2 separate regions of the Homo sapiens genome follow, and region 2 is linked to region 1. Evidence: chromatin loops called from intact Hi-C (ENCODE). Cell type or tissue: mammary epithelial cell. All regions are shown on one strand. Each heading gives the region's core, and the rest is flanking DNA. Links, peaks and the distances in the headings are about the cores only. Region 1 overlaps NEBL (nebulette). Region 2 overlaps MALRD1 (MAM and LDL receptor class A domain containing 1).

Region 1 (12,441 bases), core at 2,476-10,475:
TCATTTTTGTTCTGGGAACTCTTGTTCAAATCTCTTTTCAATGGTCACTGATATTTGCTAACTTTAAAATTATGTGGTCTTATTTAACAGAAAGTTTACAAAGAGGATTTTGAGAAGGAGATTAAAGGAAGGTCATCACTGGATTTAGACAAGACTCCAGAATTTTTACATGTAAAGTACATCACCAACCTTCTGAGGGAGGTACGATCTTGGTGTTTATTATTAAATATTATGAAGAAAAGTAAAGAAAAAACCCAGGAAATGTTTACCTAATTCTCTACTAATTCAGTGTTTCAGATATTAAGGCATTACTCTTTTTTTTCACTTTGATCTTCACTAATAAAGTGTTGCATTTTCATTAGAAACAAGAAAGTGTGTGTTAACATTTCCCATTAAAGTTGCGAGAAGAAATTACCCAGATTTCCTGGGAAAACTTGAAAAACAGCCTAGTTTTTTGTTTTAGTTGTAGCTCAGAAGCTCTATAAATAGTTTTATAGCTTTATAGCAGTTTTTAAAAAAATGTTTTGAATATGGGTGGAGAGAGCTTGATTCTTTCAAATTTAGTTATTATAAAAACATTTTAGAACCAACTTTTCCTGTCGCTTTCCTGCAGCAAATGTCTCTAAAGGAAGGAGGAAAAAGACCAGAGTTCTCTCCCTTTCTTGACATTTGATATCAGAAATAAGATGCTCACATGTGAAGGTCTGGATAAATGCTACATTACTTATAAGTAGTTTGTGTTCTAAGTAGGGAAAAATAATATATTTAACATATAGAATAGAGGAACTCATGTCCACTTTTCATTTTATTCTCTGCAAAAATTTCCCCAAAAACATAATGGTGCACTTTTTGCTCACAAGTAATATATTAAATTTTCTTAATATTAAGACCTTAAAACTAAAAATATCATGTCTATAGTCCACCTTTAAAAGCTTTTTTTTTTTTATGTTTTTTAAATGGTCAAAAAGTAGCTCATAGCTTTTCCAAATCTGCTTATATACTCTTTATATTAAGGGAAAGTGTTCCCTAAGTATAAATGTAGTATATCATGTAATATTTGTATATATATCTTATACACAATATAATATATATTTTATGATATATAAACGGAATGTATATTACATACATACATATGAAATTTCATTTCATTTTGAATTTTTGAACTGAGGAAACTATTCCTGAAGGAAATCTCTTAGACCAGTGAAATAAATTTGAGATTAATTGCCTATAGGAGCACATCATCATGAACTTCTTTAATAAGCAAATGCTAACTGGTCATACCGTTTAACTGGTTTTAGAAATTTAATGTGATTCAGTGTTGTAATATGTAATGTGCTGAAATAGACATGTAATTTCTATAAGAGTTCTCTTGCTGCACTATCTTTTCTCACTTCTAGTTCCTAGTAAAAATTTTTGAAGTTGAAGGCTAAGCAAATGGCAACTTCCTAGAGAGTAGAGCTGTGGGTATTAGAGGCTAGGACACAGTGGCAGGAGGAGAGGATGGGGAGAGGTTGGTTAATCGATACAAAGGAATGAGCTCTGGTGTTCTGCAGCACCGTAAGGTGAATATGGTTAACTATAATTGATTGGATGTTTTTAATAAGCTAGAAGAGAGGATTTTGAGTGTTCACAACACAAAGAAATGATACATGTTTGAGGTGATGGATATGCTAATTACCCTGATGGGATCATAATATGTTGTGTACACATATTAAAATATCACTCTGTATCCCATAAATATGTACAATTATGTGTCAACTAAAAATAAAAGGAAAAAAGAGAAATAGTTGGCCATAAGGCTTTTTGGAAGAAAAATGTTTAATAATTATTTTTAAAACAATTTCAAATAATGGCAACTTCCTACTACTGTTGTCTTCCATTTAAAAATACACTATTTATGTTAATTTTTTAAAGGAGAATCTTTTTTTAATCACTTATATACAAATGGCAATGTGAAGTCTATTTTGAGATTCATAAATGACTTTACTATGTGCCATTGCCTTTTTCTTTTATTCCTGTTTTGGAGTGAGTCTTAATTTATTAATTCAGAATACATGCATCAGGGTAGGAAAGGGCTCAGAACACTGTATTGTATTGGTCTGTTCTGGCTGCTATAACAAAATACCACAGACTAAGTGGCTTAACCAACAGACTTTTCTCAAAGTTCTGGAGACTGGGAAGTCCAAGATCAAGGTGCTGGCAGATTTGATTCTTAGCGAGGGCCCTCTTACCGGCTTGCAGACACCTTTGTACTGTGACTTCAGTAGAGGGATAGAACTGTGGTGCTTTTCCTCCTTCCTTTAGAGATATTAATCTTATCAAGGGAGTCCCACTCTCACAATCCCATCTAACCCTAATCACCTCCCAAAGGTCCCACCTTCAAGTACGGTCACAATGGGGGCTAGGGCTTCAACATACGGGTTTTGGTGGGACAGAAACATTTAGTTCATAACGACTATGATGCCAGGTGAAATAAGCCAGGCACTGAAAGACAAATCCTGCATATTCTCACTTTTATGTGGAATCTAAAATACTTGAACTCCTAGAAGCAGAAAGTAGAATGGTGGTTACAGAGGCTGGAGGGTGGGAGGAATGGCAAGGTGATAGTCAAAGAGTTCAAAATCTCTAAACGGGAGGAATACTTTTTTTGAGATCTAGTGCACAGTGTGGTGAAGATAGTATATAGTGCACTTCAAAATTGCTAAGAGTAAATTTCAAATGTTCTCGCCACGAAAAAGTAAATATTTGAGGTAATGGATATATTATTTAGATTGATTTAATTATTCCACATTGTATTCATAAATTATGGCAATTCTGTACCCCATAAATATATGCAACCATAAATTGTCAACTTCCAATAAGAATTTTTTAAAAATTAACTTAAAAAATAGTTATAGCTTGTCTAATTTGAAAAAGAGGACTTTTGGTGACTTAATTAAATTATTACTTCCCTTTGTAAGTGTAAGCATTTAGCTTCAAATGAACTTTGCATTTTTTACTTTGTGGTTTTTACATTGACATTGCATTAGAGTGTTCAAAGTATCATTTTATACTTCATTTCCTATGATCCCCCCATTGCCCTTTGACATTACTAGAACAAGTATTTTTATTTTCATTTCACCAAGGTGGAAATCAAGGTTGAGTTACTTAAAAGTACTCCCGAAGGTCACACCACGAAATAAATGAAAGAGGTCTGACTTTCACTCGGGTCATTTGACTCAGATCATTCCAAAATTATAAAACAGTCCATTCCAATGTCTAGTAAGCTATTAGTTGAGCAGAGGACAGGCTAATTTAATTATAATGGATGAAGGGAAAGTAACATGAAATGAACCCTAGAATTAACTGGAACCTGATTTCTTATCAATAAAGGAAATTTCATCTTTCATCTGGCAAGTTAATCATAAATGCAACTTAGTTGAATAGGAATAAGATATTTATGATTTTCATACGCAATTAAGTAAGAAAACAAGCAACTCATTAGCAGAGAAAAATAAGTTGTATGTAAGTATTCATAGAAGGCATTTGGATCTACTTAAAATATGACATTCAAATGGGTGAAATTCAAACTATTATTAATGTGTAGAAAATGTTTTGGTTTTCCAATTCTTTAAATTGCATGGAGACAGCCTTCCAAAAGCAAAGCCAATAGAGAAAACAGAACCAAGAGATGAAGAAAGAGAGACATCATGTGAATTCCAACTGGACAATAACTCAATCTTTGGATTTTCTATTCCATGAGTGATTGCATCTCCTTTTTGGTCTACCCTAGTTTGAGTTGGGTTTCTGTCATTTGCAACCTAGGAGTCACCATCACCATCATCATCGCTATCATCATCATCATCATCGTGAGCCATAGATTCCATCATCTATGCACATTTCATTATCTATGGATGATTCCATTCATCATCATGAATGTTGAGCCATAGATTCCATCAGAGATAGTAAAGGGGGCCTTGAAATATTCTGAGGCTTGTAAAAGGGTAAAGTAAATACCTAAAGTAATTGTGATGGATAGTGCTTGAAGTATCTGCTTTCAAGTACCATCTATCAGGCTGTGGTGAGCCCAAGTAATTGAAACTCCTAATAGCTTACTAGACATTGGAATGGGCTGCTTATAATTTTGGAATGACCTGAGTCAAATGAAAGTGGTTTCTGCTCACTTTTTAAACTTTAAAAAAAACCTTTGGCTACATCACTCCTTTTGATTTTGTAATTTTCCATTCTTTTGCAACCATGTTCTTTTTTGGTAATGCATGTTTTATAGAACTTTCAAAAATAGTTTTAACAATTAATAAGGAACACGTGTTCTTAAGATCTTCCTCACCATTGAAAGAGAAGATGTCTTTAAAAAAAATCCACTATGGTACCAAAACATATTGACAGAAAGTATGAAAAGGAAAAGGCTGAAAATATTGGAAGCCACTCTGAACTTGGTAGAGGGGAAAATGAAGTGTCTGTAGGAAAAAAGCATGAATACTTAGCTGTGTGATTCATTCCTTCCTAGTAATATTTTCTCATTTCTGTGATCTCTAGAAAACATGTAGAATAGCACACTGAATAAAGTGATTCCTGCTAAGTTTTGAACTGTGATATTCTTGTCTCATAGAAAGAATATAAAAAAGATTTGGAAAATGAGATAAAAGGGAAAGGAATGGAACTTAATTCAGAAGTTCTTGATATCCAAAGAGCAAAGCGAGCCTCTGAAATGGCAAGTGAGGTGAGTATGTTTATTTAACACCTTAGATGAATATGTTTTTAGCTGACTTTCTTATTTGTCAATCTTTCTCAAAGGTTCTATACATCTATAACTTTTATATGTAAGTGATTGTAAACAGCTATATCCTTGTAGTCTTTTCTTGGACTATTAATTTTTTTTAAAATCCCCTTTCTATGTGATGTGAAAAAAATGGCCGTTTCCCCACTTTGGAGAAAATCCATATAATAAACGAAAATAGTTTAATGAGATTTAACTTCATCTTTTAAGCAGGTAAAAGGCAGATGATTGGGAAGGTATGTTATTATGGTCCATCAGTAACTGCAGGTAGAAAGTTCACATGCTTTGCCACTCATAACCCAACTGACTCTCCCAGTCTTGCCCTGGGCTGCTGTTTGAACCTTATTCAGCCTCTTTATCAAATGAAAGTGGTTTCTGCTCACTTTTCATGCACTTTATAAGGAGAACTGAAATGTCTCTGAAGTGTTTTCAGTCCTGTAATCCTTGTATTATGTCATTACTTTGGGTCATATGGTGTCACTGTGCTTTTAAGAGACTTTGGCTGAATTTAGCAGTGAAAGAGCTTAAAGCCTTGTCCCCATATTTTGAAACTCTGATGATAATGATGATGATGATAGCGATGACGATGGTGATGGTGACTCTTAGGTTACAAATGACAGAAACCCAACTCAAACTAGGGTAGGCATCAAAGGAGATGTCTTCACTCATGGAATAGAAAATCCGAAGATTGAGTTACTGTCAAGGTAGAATTCAGATGATGTCTCTCTTCCTCCATCTCTTGGTTCTGTTATCTTCACTATTGGCTTTGCTTCTGGAAGGCTGTCTCCATGCAATGAACCCACTTAATAAAAGGATAACTCATATCTATGGCCAGTAATCCCAATGGGAAGTGAACATCCCTTTTTATAGTTCCAATCAAAGTCTTAGGTTTGAATCTCCTTGGATTAATCTCTATCCTGTGCTTACACCTGGCATAATCATTGTGTCTGGGATTGGGGGAGTAGAATGTGCTGATTATCCTCTCATGGTCACCCATTTGTTGAGGTAGTTTAACAGTGTCTTATAGAAAACATTCTAAATTTTTATGTGTTTAAAACATGACCTTAATCTCAGCTATATTCACATTCTTTAAATAAAGGAAACATTTAAAAGGCACTTTAGTAGAATTAAAAATATATGTGGGGACTAGGGAGGTGATGGAAATCAATCCTTCCCAAGGGTATGGATTGAGAGAACTTAGAGGTCATTTCCCAAAAGGAAATCATGGAGCTTTTTGCCAGAAGGAGGAGGAATGGATGCTGGTCAGCCATAAACAACACGTGCCCCTGGTGAGGTCTGTGGCTAACATTGTCATCACATTAACCCTACATTAGTCATTTTCTGCAAATTCTTCTGTTGCCGTGACATGTCCAATCCACATGCAGAGATTGTCTTGTAATTACTTGTCAGTAGCATGTGTAAAAGTTGTTTTATTCTCTCAATGGCAAAGTACAGACAGATGCAGTTGAATGGCAGGATGGCGGCAGGAGCAGCATTAATTAGGCCTTATTAGGAGAAGGAAGAACCGGCCTAGGAGAATAAGATTGAAAAACTGGAAGAAGGTGTCAGGTGTTGATCATCTCCTCTGTGCTATGCACTGTCATTGATCCTCACAATGGATCCTACATGGAGGTACAGACACACTGTGGAGATACTATGGGTTCGGTTCCAGACCACTCTAATAAAGCAAATATCACAATAAAGTGATTCGCATGAACTTTTTGGTTTCTCCATACATATACATGTTATGTTTATACCATACTGTAGTCTAAGAAGTATGCAATAGGCTTATGTTCAAAATACATCCATATCTTAATTTAAAGTACTTTATTTATAATAGTGCTAATGATCATCTGATCCTTCAGCAAGTGGTAATCTTTTCACTGGCGGAGGGTCTTGTCTCTATATTGATGGCTGCCGACTGATCAGGATGGTGGCTGCTGAAGGTTGGGTTGACTGTGGCCATTCCTTAAAATAAGATGACAATGAAGTTTGCCACATTAATTGCCTCTTCCTCTCATGAAAGATTTCTCTGTAGCATGTGATGTTGTTGATATATTTTACCCACAGTAGAACTTTCAAGATTAGAGACCAACCTCTCAAACCCATTGCTGCTTTAATGACAAAGTTTTTGTAGTATCCTAAATCTTTTGTTGTTATTTCAATAATGATCACAGCATCTTCACAAGGATTTGATCTTCAGAAACCACATTCTTTGCTTGTCCATTGGAAGCAACTCCTTATCCATTCAAGTTTGATTATGAGATGGCAGCAGTTCAGTCACATTTTCAAGTTCCACTTCTAATTCTAGTTCTCTTGCTATTTCCACTGCATCTGCAGTTGCTTCCTCCACTGAAGTCTTGAACCCCTCAAAGTCATCCATGAGAGTTGAAATCAACTTCTTCCAAACTTCTATTAATGTTGATATTTTGTACTTCTCTCATGAATCACTAATCTTCTTAATGGCATGTAGAGTGGTGAATCTTTTTCAGAAGGTTTTCAATTTACTTTGCCCAGATTCATCAGAGGAATCACCATCTATGACAGGTATAGCCCTATGAAATGTATTTCTTAAATAATAAGCCTTGAAAGTAAAAATTTTCCTTGATCCATGGGCTGCAGAATGGATGTTGAGTAGCAGGCTCGAAAACATGAATATCCTTATACATTTCTATCAGAACTGTTTGGTGACCAGGTGCATTGTAACTGAACATTAATATTTTCAAGGAGTCTTTCTTTTATGAACATTAGGTTTTGGCAGTGGGCTTCAAATATTCAGTAAACCATACTTTAAACAAATGTGCTGTCATCCAGGCTTTGTTATTCCATTTATAAAGCATAGGCAGAGTAGATTTAGCATAATTCTTAAAGACCCTAGGATTTCCAGAATGGTAAATGAGCATTGGCTGCAACTTAAAGTCAGCAGCTGTGTTAGACCCTAATAAGAGTCAGCTTGTCCTTTGAAGAATTGAAGCAGACATTGACTTCTCCTCACTAGCTATGGAAGTCCTAGATGGCATCTTTTTCCAATAGAAGGCTGGTTTGTCTGCATCAAAAATCTGTTGTTTAGTGTAGCTACCTTCATTAATTATCTTAGCTAGATCTTCTGGGTGACTTGCTGTGGCTTCTCCATCAGCACTTGCTGCTTCACCTTGCACTTTCATATGATGGAGATGGCTTCTTTCCTTAAACCTCATGAACCAACCTCTGCTAGTTTCCAACTTTTCTTGTGCAGCTTCTTCACCTCTCTCAGCCTTCACAGAAATGAGGAGGGTTAGGGCCTTGTTCTGGATTAGGTTTGGTTTAAGGGGATGTTGTGTCTGGAATGTTTTGTCTGGTTTGACCTATTCAGACCACTAAAACTTTCTCTATATCAGCAATAGGGTTGTTTCACATTCTTATAATTCATGTGTTCACTGGGGTAGCACTGTTAATTTCCTTCAAGAACTTTTCCTTGGCATTCACAACTCGAATAACTGTTTGGCACAAGAGTCCTAGCTTTGGGCCTGTGTTGGCTTTTGACATCCTTTCCTCACTAAGCTCAGTCATTTCTAGCTTTTGACTTAAAGCACGTCTCTTCTGTTTACTTGACCATCTAGGGGCCATTGTAGGGTTACTAATCGGCCCAATTTCAATATTGTTTTGACTTAGGGAATAGGGAAGCCCAAAGAGAGGGAAAGAGATAGAGGAACGGCTGATCAGTGGAGCAGCCAGAACACACACAACATTTCTCGATTAAGTTCACTGACTTATAGGGGTGCATTTGGTGGCATCTCCCAACAATTACAATAGTGTTGCAGGACTTCTTCTTGGTTCAGCTAAAGACAGGGTCCTTGTCCCATGGCCATGAAAATTTAGGCTTGCAGAGAGTTTGAAGGGTGAGTAAAGCAGAGTTTTATTGGGTGTAAAGGAAGAAAAGGGGGAAACAGGGACTCTCTGCAAGGCCAGAGTCCCTGCTAGAGTGCTTCCCACCTCACAGTTTGAATCCCAGGTTCCACACAGGAATAGGAGAGGCCAGGCTCCTCCCTCTTGCAAACTGCCGGAACTTCTGTGGCTCCACCCCAGCGCATGCTCTTCCCAGTGCACAGGCCAGTTGGAGTTTTGCCAGTGACCCCCTCCTATCTGTCTGTCTCAATAGTAACATCAAAGATCACTGATTGGCCAGATGCGGTGGCTCACACCTGTAATCCCAGCATTTTGGGAGGCCGAGGTGGGTGGATCACCTGAGGTCAGGAGTTCGTGACCGGCCTGGCCAACGTGGTGAAACCTGGTCTCTACTAAAAATACAAAAATTAGCTGGATGTGGTGGCGCATGCCTGTAGTCCCAGCTATTCGGGAGGCTGAGGCTGGAGAATCGCTTGAACCCAGGAGGCACAAGTTGCAGTGAGCCGAGATCACGCCACTGCACTCCAGCCTGCGCGAGAGAGCAAGACTCTGTCAAAACAAAAAAATCACTGATCACAAAGCACCATAACAGTTTGAAATATTGTATTACCAAAATGTGACACCGAGACACCATGTAAGCACATACTGTTGGAAAAATAGCACCGATAGGCTTGCTTGACAAGCAGAGTTGCCACAAACCTTCAGTTTGTAAAAAAAAATGCAATATCTACAAAGCACAATAAAAATGAGGTATGCTTGCATTACTACCTTCATTTTGCAGATGAGTAAACTGGAAAGGTTAAGAATTCTCAGTGTCATACAGCTGGTGAATGCTCTGGCTTCTAAGTTCATCTGTTTTGTACAACAGCAGCTCATTTACACCCACCTCCCTATCCTCCAGCCCCAAAGAAAATTGTCAGTGAAGATTTTCACATGGCAATTGCCTTTGTATACTAAACATTTTTGGAGCTTTGCATGCCCTTCTTCAGTGAGAATGAGATTATCATTCTAAGCAGTTCAGAAGTTAGTTGTGAGTGATCATTCATAGTACTCAAGGAGCTTTGTTACCTCTTTTGTAAAATATGTCTAACTATTTTTTTTTTAGTATCATTGACTGCAGATGCATGTTTGCCCACTGAGTGTTTGAATGTTGTAAAATGTTGTCTTTTGCAGAAAGAATACAAGAAAGACCTGGAGTCAATAATTAAAGGGAAAGGAATGCAAGCTGGCACTGACACCCTTGAAATGCAGCATGCCAAGAAGGCTGCAGAGATAGCGAGTGAGGTTAGTAGGGTGCGTGATGCAGGCCTTAAGACTCATATTTTGGAACCTAACAAATCGTATTAGCAACTTGATTACTATATGGAATTTCTCAAAGCATTGCAGCTGGTTTAACAGTTTGGAATGGAGACTATTCCGAAGCATTATGCCAGTTTGAAAAATTACAGTTTTTGCTTTGCTCATATCCTTCCAATATATCAAGAAAGCTTGGTGGAAGGCATTTTAATTGAACAGACACACATGCACACATGCACTCCCCTGCACACCTTATTTCAGAATACAACAGATTTAATGGTAATCTAGGCTATGATAAATGTTTTCATGGTATTTTTTAATGGATCATGTGCTGCTTGGCATATCTGTATTTCCAAATTTCTGAGCAGAACTTCATATATGGACACTTTACATGAGAACAATAGTCATTCCTGTCTGATTGCATGTTCTTAAAATAGCCTTTGTTGACATGATCAGCACGCATGAAATTTCTACACAGTCAGCATTTTGGATGGAGGTCTGATATAACCTGAACGACCATGTTCATTCATCTGATAACACCAGTTTTTTCTTCATGGGATACAGGATATTGATTTAGAAGTTTTGTCTTAAATTCTGTGACAGGCTGGGTATCACATCACAAGGTTGTAGGAGTCAGACCATATGCATATTTTTCAAAGGAAATACCCTAGAACTTTCTCTACACCTCTTGAACTTCCCCAGAAAATCTGAGAATATAAAAGGATCACTGGAGTAAAGAAGCTTTGGGATGTGATGATTTTATAAAAAGTGTATGTGAAGAAAAAATCGGGGTGCAGGTGAAGGGGTCCTGTTCACTTATCTCAAGGTTGGTTAGGTGGGGGCTTCAGTGGAGTATCCTGAGACCTGTTGTGTGATCTTTGCACTTAGGAAGAGCTGACTCAGGACTGACACCTTACAGGAAATCTGGAAGGCCAGAGGTAGCTGCTTAGCTGCTAGGGAAGTTACTGTTGTTTTGAAAATGACTGACATCCCCAGAGTTAGGCACTGGCCAGGGAAATGGGATTGCCATGATTGAATAAGACAAAGGAAGTGGAGATGGTATAGGTTTCCTGATCAATAAGTGTTCCATTTTGAAGTGGTGGCCAGGGGTGGACGGCCAGGAGCATGAGGAACTTGAAAACCTGCTTTATCCCTTTCCTACTTCTGTTCTCGTCCTGAGAGATAGTCATTGTTATAAGTTTGTTATGGAACCTTCCAAATCTATTTTGTGTTTATATAGATAAACATACACATGTACACACAGCGACTTAAAAAAATCTTAAATGGGGTCAGACCCCATTTAAGTGGTTGATTGTTTTCTCACTTTATATTAAGGATTTTTTTCCATGTTCCTTCATATAGGTCTACCTCATTCTTATAGAAAAATTAAGTGTTCTGTAACATGGATGTGAATATGTGACCATTTATCTTTTGTTGTCTGCAAGGGAAATGTATAATGGGATCTCAACGTTACAGGCCAAAACTAGAATCCCTAATTTTCCCCTAGGTTAGCTTTCCCCAATCTTCAAATGGCGCCAACCAAAGCATAGAAGTCACTTTGATTCCTGTCATCAGCATACTTTATTGATGCCACCCCCATAGTGGTGGTCTAAATCCATCTTTCTTGCCACCCTAGTCCTAAGCCACTATCTCTATCCTCTAGATCATTGCCATAGCTTCCTAACCAGAATTCTGCTATTATTGCCTTCCTAGTAGACATTCTTTTTTTCTTTTTTTTTTTTTTTGAGACGGAGTCTCGCTCTGTCGCCCAGGCTGGAGTGCAGTGGTGCAATCTCGGCTCACTGCAAGCTCTGCCTCCAGGGTCCTAGTAGACATTCTTAACCCAGCAGGAGAAGAATCCTTGAGGCAATTAAATGAAATTTTGTTACTCTCCTCACATGCAATTCTTTAATGGTTTCCAGTCACATCCAGTGTAAATTGATTCACGTGGCTCTGGTGAAGTCTCCACTCTCAGGCTGAGAATCTTAGTCAATAAAAACCCCCCAAATAATAATAATAAAAATCTCATTTGCATATAATCATAGTCATGTCCCATTTTGCCTAAATGACAGGCTCAGATCATTTTCAACCAATGTTCGGGACTTTGCCATAGTTTATTTTTAATATCAAAAGTTTATTTTTCAAATAAAGTCAATGGATCTTATTGTGACACAAATGACCCTCAAGAGTCAAGCCTTCCCATATCTCTGGGCTTGACCATGTGACTTTCTTTAGCCAATGAGACATCAGCAAATGTGACTCAGACTATAAACACACTTCTGCATTAGGGTTTGCCCTCTTGGAATGTAGATGCCGCCATGTTGTTTTAAACCTGCTAAGTTTTGGTGTGTTTTGTTATGCAGACAACAAATAACTGATGCAAAGGGTGTCTAATGTAGTCTATGTGCTTTAGAACACATTTACATTTGAAAGTTCATATTAAAAAATTGTTACATCCTTTTACCATCAGACCTTGGTGGCTG
Region 2 (12,441 bases), core at 2,781-10,780, 1.2 Mb after region 1:
CTGCTATACAATTATTAAGTGCAGCAGCAGAAGAAACTATCAACAGAGTAAACAAACATCCTACAGAATGGGAGAAAATCTTTGCAAACTAGGCATCTGACAAAGGTCTAATATCCAGCATCTATAAGGAACTTGAACAAATTTACAAGAAAAAGCAACCCCACTAAGAAGTGGGCAAATGACATGAACACACTTTTCAAAAGAAGACATACATGCAGGCAACATGCATATGAAGAAAAGCTCAATCACTGATCATTAGAGAAATGTAAATCAAAACCACAATGACATAGCATCTCACACCAATCAGAATGGCTATTATTAAAAAGTCAAAAAATAACAGATGCTGGTGAGGTTATGGAGAAAAATGAACCTTATACACTGTTGATGAGAGTGTAAATTAGTTCAACCATTGTGGAAAGCAGTGTGATGATTCCTCAAAGAACTAAAACAGAGCTACCATTGGATCCAGCAATCCCATTACTGGATATGTACCCAAAGGAATATAAATTGTCCTACCATAAAGACACATGCATGCGTATGTTCATTATAGCACTATTCACAATATCAAAGATATGGGATCAACTTACATGCCAATCAATGGCAGACTGGACAAAAGAAATATGATACATATACATCATGAAATACTATGCAGCCATAAAAAACAAAGAGATTATGTCCTTTACAAGAACATGGATGGAGCTGGAGGCCATCATCCTTAGTAAACTAATGCAGGAACAAAAAACTACATTCCACCTGTTCTCACTTATAAGTGGGAGCTAAATGATGAGAACACATGGACACATAGAGGGGAACAACAGACACTGGGGCCTACTTGAAGGTGCAGGTTGGGAGGAGGAAAAGGATCAGAAAAAAATAACTATTGGTTATTAGACTTAGTACTGGGTGATGAATAATCTGTCCAACAAACCTCCATGACATGAGTTTGCCTATATTACAAACCTCCACATGTACCTCTGAATCTAAAATAAAAGTTTTTCAAAGGGCAGTCAAGACAGGTCTTTTAATTCCAAGGCCAGTCTTCCTTCCCTTGTACATCACAATGTTTCATATACTTTATAGCCAATGAATGACTAATTTAGTTTTATATATTATGATGTTTTGCCATAAAAACAAACCAAAAAATATAGGCAAATACTTGTCAATATAAATATATATTTGTTTGCTAGGGCAATTTATCCTAGTTAAATATATGCTTATAAATACATATTTATATCTATAAAATACCTTTCACTTATTCTTTTTATGTACATAATTTGTGTTCTCTTGACACCATAAAATCCATAAACAATAGCAAAAGACAATACATCATAACTTACATTGCTATGGAGAAAATTCTTATAATATCATTTTTAATTTCAACAAATGGAAAAGAATAATATATGCAAAGCCTTATTCTCATTACTAAAGTCTTTATTCAAACTAAACACACTCTCATTCTAACACTCTAACAGGAAAATATTGCTTTTTGGTTTTTATCTACAGAATGAAAAATGTAATTCTTAGAAAATGTTCTTATTCCAAACTTAGAATTCCCCCTATATATTTAGAAAGCATGCTACCTTAGTCCTCAAAATTGTTAGATGGTGGTAGCACTAAAACGAAAAGACTTACTATGAAGTGATATTATATGTTTTCATTCTGGATGCCCAAACAATAAATTTGAAAGAGATGTATTTTTGAATTCAATACCAACGTGTATGTTTATATAACCATATATAAAAACTCTAACCACTGATCATGAATAGTCATAATTTAACCTTAAACTTAGGAACATAAACCAGTTTCATTATCTCCTTCTTTTCCCTGATGGACATAAGGAAAATAAGTCTTTTTCTGAAAAATACAAAGGGATTTCCTACATGGCAGAATTACAGACAGCAGATTAGGGCAACAGCAAACATAAACTAGTTCTTTCAGAGGATAAGAAAAGTCCCAAGGGGGTTTCAAAATTAAAATGCATTGAACTACTTAGATCTGTCAACATTTCTCTACTAAGAGGGATAAGTTCAAAAAGTTCTACCTCATTTGCTAGATTCTGCTTCTGTAAGGCAGAGATCAGCCACCTAGCAACAGCACAAAAGCTTCTACTCTGACATAGTTAAACTCATGCTGGCTGAGCAGGAAGAAAAGCTGTGTAGGATCAGAGCAGAGCTGGATGGCCAGCCGTTCCAGGGCCACTGGGGAGGCCTGATTGGGGAAATTGTGAAATTCAGTCTGAGGAATAACTTTTTTGTCAGCATTCTTAGAAGCTCCAGTCTCTCGAGCGCCACCACTGAGCTGTGTCTCTTGCTTCCATTCAGTAGAGTGCGTTGGCCACATGCACACACATCACACACAGCAAAGAAAGAAGAGGTGTCATTTTCAACCAACGGCTACCCCATGAAGCTTGGCCGTGCACATACTAGGAAAACTGATAAAGTGAAAACTGTGTAGAAACATTTTCCTATGCAGCTACTTTAGGATGGGTGATGGAGTGAGCTTTTTGAATCTCCTGATTCTTACACTCTAGACAGCTATTTCTTGTTCTCTCTTTTAAAGCAAGTCCTCTGGCATTAGATACTGCCTCACAAATAACCCACCACTCCTCTCGGAGGACAGAAATATCTACTTAACAGTCAGGTCATACCAGAGATCTTGGAAAATATCTGGATCACAAATCCCTGTCAGCAATGACCAGCGAACAGAATCTGGGCCATGCCTTTCCTTAGAGGATGCCCTCCCTGGATGAGTCAACAGGTCATTCATTTGGAAGGCACCAACTGTGAATGCTTACAGCTATCATCAGGAGCCTAAAAACCATTTAATAGCTAAGTGTACAAACATATCACGAGGCTTGCTTTTTGGGAAGGGGTGCAGACAGGGGAAATTAGGTATCACTGTGCTTTTCATTTTTGTGACTCTGTTAGCATATGTGATTGGAGTACAATCCAGCTCTGCAAATTAGGCAGGGAAGAAGGCTTGGTGAGCTGGGCGAGAGCAGTTTGTTGCTTCACCTTCAATCACATTCCTGGTCTGTCTTGCTTACTTGGCTCTGCAGGAGGCAGAAAGTGTGTAATGCTTTCTGACAACACGGAAAGAAAAACTGAGGGACGGGCACATTCATCCGCAGGACACTTTGTTAGAAGCAGCCAACTGACTCTGCCTTTTACTGTAACATATGTTAGTATTTTTAAAAATATAAAAACTCTTTTTTCCTTTGTTTCTTACCTGAAAAATTAGCAACATATGTTTTCAAAAATCTTTTTAATGCTTTTTTAAGTTATAAAAAGCAGTACCTGGTAAAATAAAAATGCAAAAATTCAAGTATGAAATCTCTCTTTCCCCCAAGCCAATCTTCTACAGAGCTCACTAACTATTCTTAACAGTTTGATGTGTAACTCACCAGTTTCCTTTTTTTCTTTTTCATACACAGTTACACATTTTCTCCCTCTCCAAATAGGATCTTAATATACATATTATTCTGGCATTTGCATTTTCACCTAACAATATGGATACTTTTCTATGTCAGGATTTATATCTTCTATTTTAAAAAAGTGTTACATACTATTCCATGACACTATTTGGAACATTTAACTGTGTTTTCAATATGGTGCTATTGCAAAATGCTGAGGCCAATATGTTTGTGTTTATATTTCTTGTTAATATGTTAGTAGGCTACATTCCTAGGATTGGGATTGTTGAATTAAGGAACGTGTATATTAAAACATTGAATGAATATTGCCACTTTATTTTTCCAAAAGTTGTATTTTTCTCCATGTTGTATATTTAGAAAAGCTATAGTCCCACAAGCTATATATAAAAGGGACAGTGTTTCTATAGTCTCATAAATAATGGATATTACCAAAAAATGTTTTGTCACTTTAATAGGTAAAAACAGGATATCAACGACTTACTTTGCACTTATTTATTCATTAGTGCATTTATGCATTAGTGCAATGTGTGTTGACCATTTATTTTCCTTTTTCTGTAAATAATGTTTGTCTAGTTTATCTGTTACATAATTTTGTTTTGAATTTTTTTCAGATGTGTGTTGACCATTTATTTTCCTTTTTCTGTAAATAATGTGTGTCTAGTTTATCTGTTACATAATTTTTATTGTTTGAGTATATATTATGACTAATCCCTAGCTGTTGTGTATCCTGTATATTTTCCTCCTGGCCTGGCCTATTATTGTTTTTTCTTCCTTTTTTCCTTTTTTTTTTTTTTTTTTTAGACAGTCTTGCTCTGTCGCCCAGGCTGGAGTGCAGTGGTGGAATATCGGCTCACTGCGAAACCTCTGCCCACCGTGTTCAAGTGATTCTCCTACTCCAGCTTCCCGTGTAGCTGGGATTACAGGAACCTGCCACCACGCCTGGTTAATTTTTTGTATTTTTTTGTAATTGTATTTTTATATTTTTAGAAGAGATGGGGTTTCATCATGTTGGCCAGGCTAGTCTTGCACCTGACCTCAGGTAATCCACTCTACCTGGCCTCCCAAAGTGCTGGGATTACAGGTGTGAGCCACCGCACGTGGCCCTGTTATTGTTTTTTTGTTGCTTTTTTGTTTGTTTGTTGTTTTTTTCTTAATTTTGTTTATGGTGTCTTTTACCACACTGAATACTTTTAAGCATCATCCATGTGATCAAGTTTTCGAATCTGTTTATCTTTTATTTTACAGCTGCTTACTAAGCTTAGAAAAGACCCTCATACTTCAAGATTTTAAACTATTCTTGTATGCTATTTTCCCAAAGAAATTTTATGCTTTTCCCCTATATATATTTTTAATAATTCTGAAGTTAATTCCTGTGTGTTATGTCAATAATAATTTACATTTTAAATTAATGGCTAACCAATTATCTTAATATCAATTATTACATATTCCAACTCATCCATTCTCATTAACTTGAAAACCACCTATTTTATACTAATTTTAGGTAACCACGTTAAGCTATTTGTAGACTTTTTATTCTTTTCCAAGTGTCTATTTGTCTATTCCTGTTCCAGCTTCATAATATTTATTACAATGACTTTATAGCAAGCTGTATTGTCAAGTATTGTAAATACCATTTCATAATTTTGGCTTTAAGTTTTATTTATTTTTCCAACTGAACATTAAAATCCAACTGCCTATTTCAAAATCAAACAAAAATCTAAATTATTAACTAGATTTAATTAGCCAATGTAATTAATTGGCTAATGGTCATTTGTGCAATATTGAAAATCACTAACTCTAGAAAGTGGTTTGTTCATTTTTTTTTTTTCTATCCATTTATTTAGGTCTTCTGTGAGGGTCCTTCATTTGTGCTTTTCAGCACTCTTTATGTGGGTGATGTGCATGTACTATTCAGTATAGGCCTCTATATATTATAATAATTGCTGCTGTTTCAGAATGGAGCCCTTTTCCAATTATCTAGTTTAATTATTGTTACTACTGGTGAAAAGGAAATTCATCTAGTCTTTTATATTTATCTTATGTCCATCTATCTCGCTGAACCCTGTTTTCAATCTAATAGTATTGCAGTACATTTGTGTGGATTTCCTAGGCTGTCAATATCTGCAAAAATATTTGTTTCTTCTTTTTCAATATGTTTAGCTTCTACTTATTTTGGCTTGTACCTTTGGCTAAAACCCCGTGAGCAAATAGAATAATCCAAGGCCTGGCAGACCTCCCTGACTTAAAAAAAAAAAAAAAAAAAATCTTGATTTTAAGGGAAAATGCCTTCAGTTTTTTGACAGAAAAAATATTGAAATTTTTTGAAGGGAGAGACTACAGTTTTGACTTTTAGATTTCTCCTATGTCCACCAACGTATTCAACTTTTATGCCTATTCTTGGGCCAATTTTAGTAATTTATGTTTCTCTACAAAATTGTCTTTTCCATAAGTTAGATTTGAAAATAATGCACCACCCTGCATGGTCTCTTAAGCTTATTACCTAAAAGATATCTAAATATTCTCCACTTTAAATTGACTTTTTGAAACTTTGGAATGATTTTTCTTTGCAAAACAGTCCAGTGTTATTATGAGGATTTTTGTTAGTCCTTAGCACTTGAGTACTATGTTATATTTGAAAAAAATAACAGCAGAGGCCATGGTCTTAAATTTTGATAATTTGTTCTGTATTCCACCTAGTAAAGAATGATTGTTGGTTGCTACGGAGATGATTTAGCTGATGTTAAATATGCAATTGGCAAACAGATTACTAGTGGCTCCCACTTAGATACACAATTTTTAAAAAACATTCTTCAGTAAAGAAAACAACTATTAATGATATATTTCAGCAAGTGCAGTACCCCCTTTTAATTCACAGCTTCATCATGGCAGAGAAGGTGAGTTTTAAACAAATGTACATTTTCATCTTCGGCCTTAGAGAGAGCTTAGGTCATTTTTTTAAGTCATGGAGTTAGTTAGCAGTGGAGCTCATATCCAAACCCGGGTCTGCCTGTTTTTAGAATCATATCTCTTTCCTTTTTCGTACACTGCACTGCACACAGGATATGATCTGTATGCTTATGGGTTCAGGGAATGTTCTAGAGAGGATATTCTACATTAACTGGGAAGTAAAGGATAAATCTGGAGTTTTTCAGTTAGTCAAGGTGGGGAAGCGTAAAATAGGCAAAAGCAACCATATGAATTTTCATAGGAACAAAACTGCACAGTGTGTTAAAAAAAAGGAAACAGCCAAATGCAAATAAAGTTAAGTTTTAGATTTCCTTTAAGGCATTTTATTCAAATTTGTCCTCATAGTATCATGGAACTCTAGAATCATAAGCCGTCTAGTCAGATCTTCAAAGAGGCAACATCCACAAGGGTTGAGCATAGATCGTGGCCAAAGAACTAGGTTTGAATCTGGACTCTAGCTCTGTTTTATTTTTTGTCTCTGGGAAAAGTACTTAATTTCACCATGTCTCATGTCTCTCTCTCTCTCTCTCTTTTTAAAATAGGCTCTCGTTCAGTCACACAAGCTAAAGTGCAGTATTGCGATCATAGCTCACTACAGCCTGGGCTCAAGCAATCCTCCCACTTCTGCCTCTGAAGTGCTAGGATTACAGGTGTGAGCCACTGTGCTCAGCCTCATCTAAATGTTCCCGATCTTTTTTTTTTTTTTTTTTTTTCCTTTTTTGAGATAGTCTCCCTCTGTCACCCAGGCTGGAGTGTGGAGTGCAGTGGTGCGATCTCAGCTCACTTCAACCTCCACCTCCCAGGTTCAGGTGATTCTCCTGCCTTAGCCTCCAGGGCAGCTAAAATTACAGGCATGTGCCATCACCCCCGGCTAATTTTTGTATTTTTAGTAGAGATGGGGTTTCACTATGTTGGCCAGGCTGGTCTTGAACTCCTGATCTCAAGTGATCCACCTGCCCTGACCTCCCAAAGTGCTGGGATTATAGGTGTGAGCCACCATGCCTGGCCTAAATGCTCCTCATCTTAACTGCTAAATTACACATACTATTATCTGCTCCACAGGTTTATGTCATGACCATAGGCATGTCAAACACATGACATGTAATTATCAACAATAACACACTTTTTAGGTTATTTTAAAATTTGAGTCAAATGAAAGAAAGCTACAGAACAGTTTCAGTGATAACTATATATTTTTTCATTTTACTTTAGCTTTCCCCAGAAAATAACTTTTCTATACCTGGCCCAAGGAATGCTTCTTAACTGTTCTATGTTCCTTTGCATTCCATTGTATGGTTGTATCATATAACAGATTATTCATCCATGGGCATTTAGGATGTTTCCAATATTTTGAAATTATAAAAGCAACAGAGTGAGTAGCCTTATGGACATGTATTTTCACAGTGTTAGAACGGTGCCTACAGAATAAATTCTATAAATGGAATTGTTAGGTCCCAAAGTGAATGAATATGTAGTTTTGTGAGAGATTACCAAATTCACCTCCATGAGAATTACACCAATTCGCATTAGCAATTAGCAAAGTGTGTGTTTCTTCATATCTTTCCTATCAGAATATGTTGCTTATTCAAGAGGTGAGAAATGACATCTTAACATTGTTTTAATTTGCTTTTTTAAATAAATGAATCTTTTTTTCATATATTTATGCATTGTGATGGTTAATTTTATGTTTTAACTGAGCTAAGGGATGCCCAGATAGCTGGTAAAATATTATTTCTGAGTGTCTGTGAGGATGTTTCCAGAAGAGATTAGCATTTTAATCAGTAGACTGGGTAAAAAAGATTCACCTTCACTAATGAGGGGAGGCTTCATGCAACCTACTGAGAGCCCAAATAGAATAAAAAGGTGAAGGGAGAGGGAAGTGGTTCCTTCTTGAGATGGGACAACCATCTTGCTGCTGTTAGACATCAGAGGTCTTGGTTGTCAGTCTTGGGAGTTTGGATGTACACCAGCCATCCCCAGTTCTCAGGCCTACAGCCTTGGACTGGGAGTTAAAGCACTGGCTTCTCTGGTTCTTAGTTCTTCAAACTGGGATTGAATTACATCACTGTATTTCCTGGTTCTTCAATTTGCAGATGGCATGTTGTGGGATTTCCCAGCCTCCATAACTACAGGAACCAATTCTCATCATAAATCTTTGCTTATATATCTATACATATCCTATTGGTTCTGGTTCTCTGGAGAACACTGATAAATAGCAGCATCATTCTCTATATTTTAAAATGAATTTTTTATCTCTTTCTTCTCTGTGACATTCGGGCTTTCCCTGTATATTAAAATAGTTCTTTGTGTATTAGGGATATTTGTACTTTTTCTGATACATGCAACATAAGTATTTTCTCTCAGATTGCCATTTATCTTTTGATATTGCTTTTGGTGGTATTTTTTGTCATTAAAAAACGTTGTTAAAAATAAATTTTTATGTAATTAACTTTATCTGTCTTCAAATGCAATTGCATTTGAGTCATTGAAAAAAAGCTTTTTCCTACATTCATAATATAGAGAAATTTACTGCTTATTTCTATAGTGTGTATGGTTTCACTTCGAACTCTGATTTAAGTGAAGATTATCTTTGTGTATATATAGTGTGAGGTATGGTTCTAATTTTACCCTTTTCCAAATACTTACTAGTTGCCCCAATACTCCCTTTTAAAAAGTTCATCTTTGTCCAGAAATTTGAGATGCCATCTTTTATCATTTACTAAATTTTCATATGTACTTGGATACATTTTTTAACTTTCTACTCTGCTAGTCTGAAATGTCAAATTTTCTATTCAGATGCCTGTATAATACAGTTTAATAATAAGAGCTTTATTCTATTGATATTGGTAGGTTCAGTACTACTGAGCTACAAAGCTCAGTAGTACTCATATTCTCATAGCTTCTCATAGCTACTCAGATTCTCATAGTTTGTTTTTTTTTTTTTCAGTGTTTTACTAGCTATTGTTCCACTCATTTCTCCATACGAATGCAATATCTAATTGTTTACCCCTATGAAAACCTTGTAGGTCTTTTTGTTGAGATTGTGTTAAACTTATAGAATTATCTAGGGAGAAGTAACACCTTTACGATGTTGAGTCAACTATCCAGGAAAGGAAATGTTTTTCCACTTGTTTAAGTTCTTCTGGATTGTTTTTATTATACAGATTTGCTTTTATTTTATTAAATGTATTTCTAATATTTTCTCTTTTTGTTGTCAATGTGAATAGAGTTTTTTCATTTTTTCCTTTTAATAGTTTTGTCTATGTATGTAGACTATTAATCTAAGAATACTAATTTTATATCCTCCAAACCTACTTAGTAAATTGTTTTTATTGTTTGAATTAACTTTTATCAATTCTCTAGGGTTTTTCATGTATACCATCATGATAACTTCTTTTCTGATTCTTAATAATTTTTTTTTCTTATTGGTGACTACCTCCAGTACAATATGAAATATCAGTGAAACTAGTGGTTATACTTGCTTTGTTTCTAATTTTAATGGAAGTGCTTTTTATGGTTTTCTCTTAAGGAAGGTGCTAAATTTAGGAATAGGGAATATAGACTTTACCATACTTAAAAAAATCCATCAATTTACATTTTCCATAGTGCCTCTTTTTAAAATATAAAGAATAGATGTTAAATTTTTTCAAAGACTTTTTCACAACTCTGGAGACAATCACGAGTTTTCTTTGTTTCTTTGTTTTCAGAAGTCTAATGCCAACCAAATTCTTTGTCCTCTTGTGTTATTTGGTTCTTTTCCTAGAGGCCATGAAAAATTTTTTTCCGTTTCTTAAAGTTTAATATTTTTACCACGATATACATTAGAGTTTTTGGTTTTGTGTTAAAAATTTCAGGTACTTGCTGACTTTTTCAGTATGTAAATTCAGGTCTCTTTTCATTTTTTGAAAAAAGTTTACTTGAATTATAGTTTAAATGTTAGTTCTGTTCTACTATTTCATTTTCCTCTTTAGGGACTCCAATCATATGCATGTTCTTTTTCTTCCACTTGAACTACTTTCTCTTTGATTCTCCTTATTTTATCTCATTTCCATTTCCTTACTTTTGCACCTTTGTTAAAAATTTCTGAATACATTTACATTTGAATATATCATCCTTTGAAAATGATAATTTAATCTTTACTTTTTCAATTTCATTTTTTCCTGGGTTCAACCAATTCAGTTAATCCAGCCAATTCATTTCCTTGGGTTCAATTGATTCTTACTTTTTTTTTTTTTTTTTTACATATTTTTACACTTAGACTTTAAAATTTTAAATTAAAGTGTTGCATGTATTTGTTTTCAAATATCCCCAATTATATGTTTTATAAATAATATTTAATTTAACTTGGAATTGGAGTTCAAGGTCTTGATGTATTTTATTTTTTACACCATGTTTCTTTGTTGTTTTTTGGGTGGGGAGGGGAAGTGTTCTAACTGAATTTTATTTTTAACAAAGGCCTTGTATGAATGAAAATTTCATTTGTCTCTTCATTTGATGAAATTTGAGATAGTTTACAAGATTTCTAATTTAAGAGCACCCTCTTCTGTCATTGTAGTAAAATGGAATTACTTTAATAGATGACTTTTTTTTTTTTTGGTAGTTGCTCTATCCTATAAACTGGAGAGAAATTTCTTTTTAGTATGATGAACACATCATATGCTTACTCAATAGTTCTTGTTGCACACATAGAAAATCCCCCACTAATTCTTTTTTGAATGGTAGTTTGGGTTATGGTGAGGTCATTTTCTCATATTTCAATACATTTCAAGAATATATTTCAATGTATTGATGCTTTTCTTTGAAATTTCAGGACTTTACATTCACTCATCATTTATTTTGTGAGCACATATTGAAATAACTCTTGCAATCTCAGTTATACATTAGGGATGGGTCATGAAAATGTATTGAAGACATGATCTTTATTTTCTTGGCCCACGGTCTTCAAAATTTTTGCCCATGAACTCTCCAAAGGAGTTTTTGAAAAATTTCATAGTCCCTTTAATTTTAAGTCAAAATTAATGTTTTTCAGGTTAACATTAATCAATTGCAAAAGATACAATTTCCAGGTTACTGTAAATGAAACTGACATCACTCTCTTAAATGTAGACATCGAAAATGTAATTACAATGGTGACTGAATATGCGTCATCTTTCAATACAAAATACCTAAAAGTTTTTAACGGTTAGACGTTTGAATTGGGAGCTAAACATCAAATATACTTGGACACAAAGAAGGGAACAACAAACACTGAGGCCTACTTGAGAGTGGAGGGTGGGAGGACGGTGAGGATAAAACTACTACCTATTGGGTACTATGCTTATTATCTGGGTGATGAAATAATCTGTACACCACACCTCTGAGACAACAAACCTACACATGTACCTGTGAGCCTAAAATAAAAGTTAATAAATAAGTAAAAAAAATTTTAAATGTACCTCTCCTCCTTAAACTAACACTTTGATTTCTCTTCTTGACATATTTTATCCTAATCTATTTCATACTTTAAGGTCTTTGATTATATTATTAATCTTTTTCTGCCACAAAATATAAACAATATATTATTATTATTATTTATTATTATTATTGAGACAGGAACTTACTCTGTCACTCAGTCTGGCACGATCACGACTCATTGCAGCCTCTACCTCCCAGGCTCAATCAATCCTCCTGCCTCAGTCTCCCAAAGTACTGAGACTATGAGGGTGAGGGTGAGCCACTGAACCTGGCCTTTATTTCGATGAAATGCTTTTTATTAACCATGACATTTTTAAGTTGTCACATTTGTCAGATAGTAATTTAGTTTTGATATCTTGAACAAATTATCAGATCAGAAATATAAATTCTTGCAAAAGATAAATAAGAATTAATAGCTAGAAAAACTTGCAATGCAATGATGTCAGTATATAATGTTACACTTTACAATAGATGTTTCTTTCAGAAAAGCAACTGATCTGTTGTGCTATTATTTATTCCTTTCTTTCCTCTTTTGTGTTAGTTTTAAACATTTTTCATTCCTGTTTCATTAATTTATATCATGTGTA

The links. A loop is a pair of places that touch in the nucleus more often than their neighbours do. Peaks named below come from ENCODE experiments on the same cell type or tissue, not always from the same donor. Only the 100,000 strongest peaks of a DNase experiment are listed, where the experiment ranks them.
Region 2: it touches region 1 in a loop (5-fold over the local background); 3 of 110 quality-filtered maps call a loop at or near these places.

What each region holds. Positions count from the first base shown.
Region 1 is chr10:20,833,018-20,845,458 of GRCh38, reverse strand. NEBL (nebulette) reads left to right here. Exons shown (of 28, transcript NM_006393.3): 12 at 91-201; 13 at 4,610-4,720; 14 at 9,836-9,946. Among named protein-coding and RNA genes, the nearest start is that of NEBL, 58 kb to the left of the region's middle. In mammary epithelial cell, for the core only: no CTCF peak of the experiment used is centred there; a DNase peak (open chromatin) is centred at 6,128; H3K27ac peaks cover 332 bases.
Region 2 is chr10:19,619,551-19,631,991 of GRCh38, reverse strand. The region is part of intron 36 of MALRD1 (MAM and LDL receptor class A domain containing 1); the gene reads right to left. Among named protein-coding and RNA genes, the nearest start is that of MALRD1-AS1, 100 kb to the left of the region's middle. In mammary epithelial cell, for the core only: no CTCF peak of the experiment used is centred there; no DNase peak of the experiment used is centred there.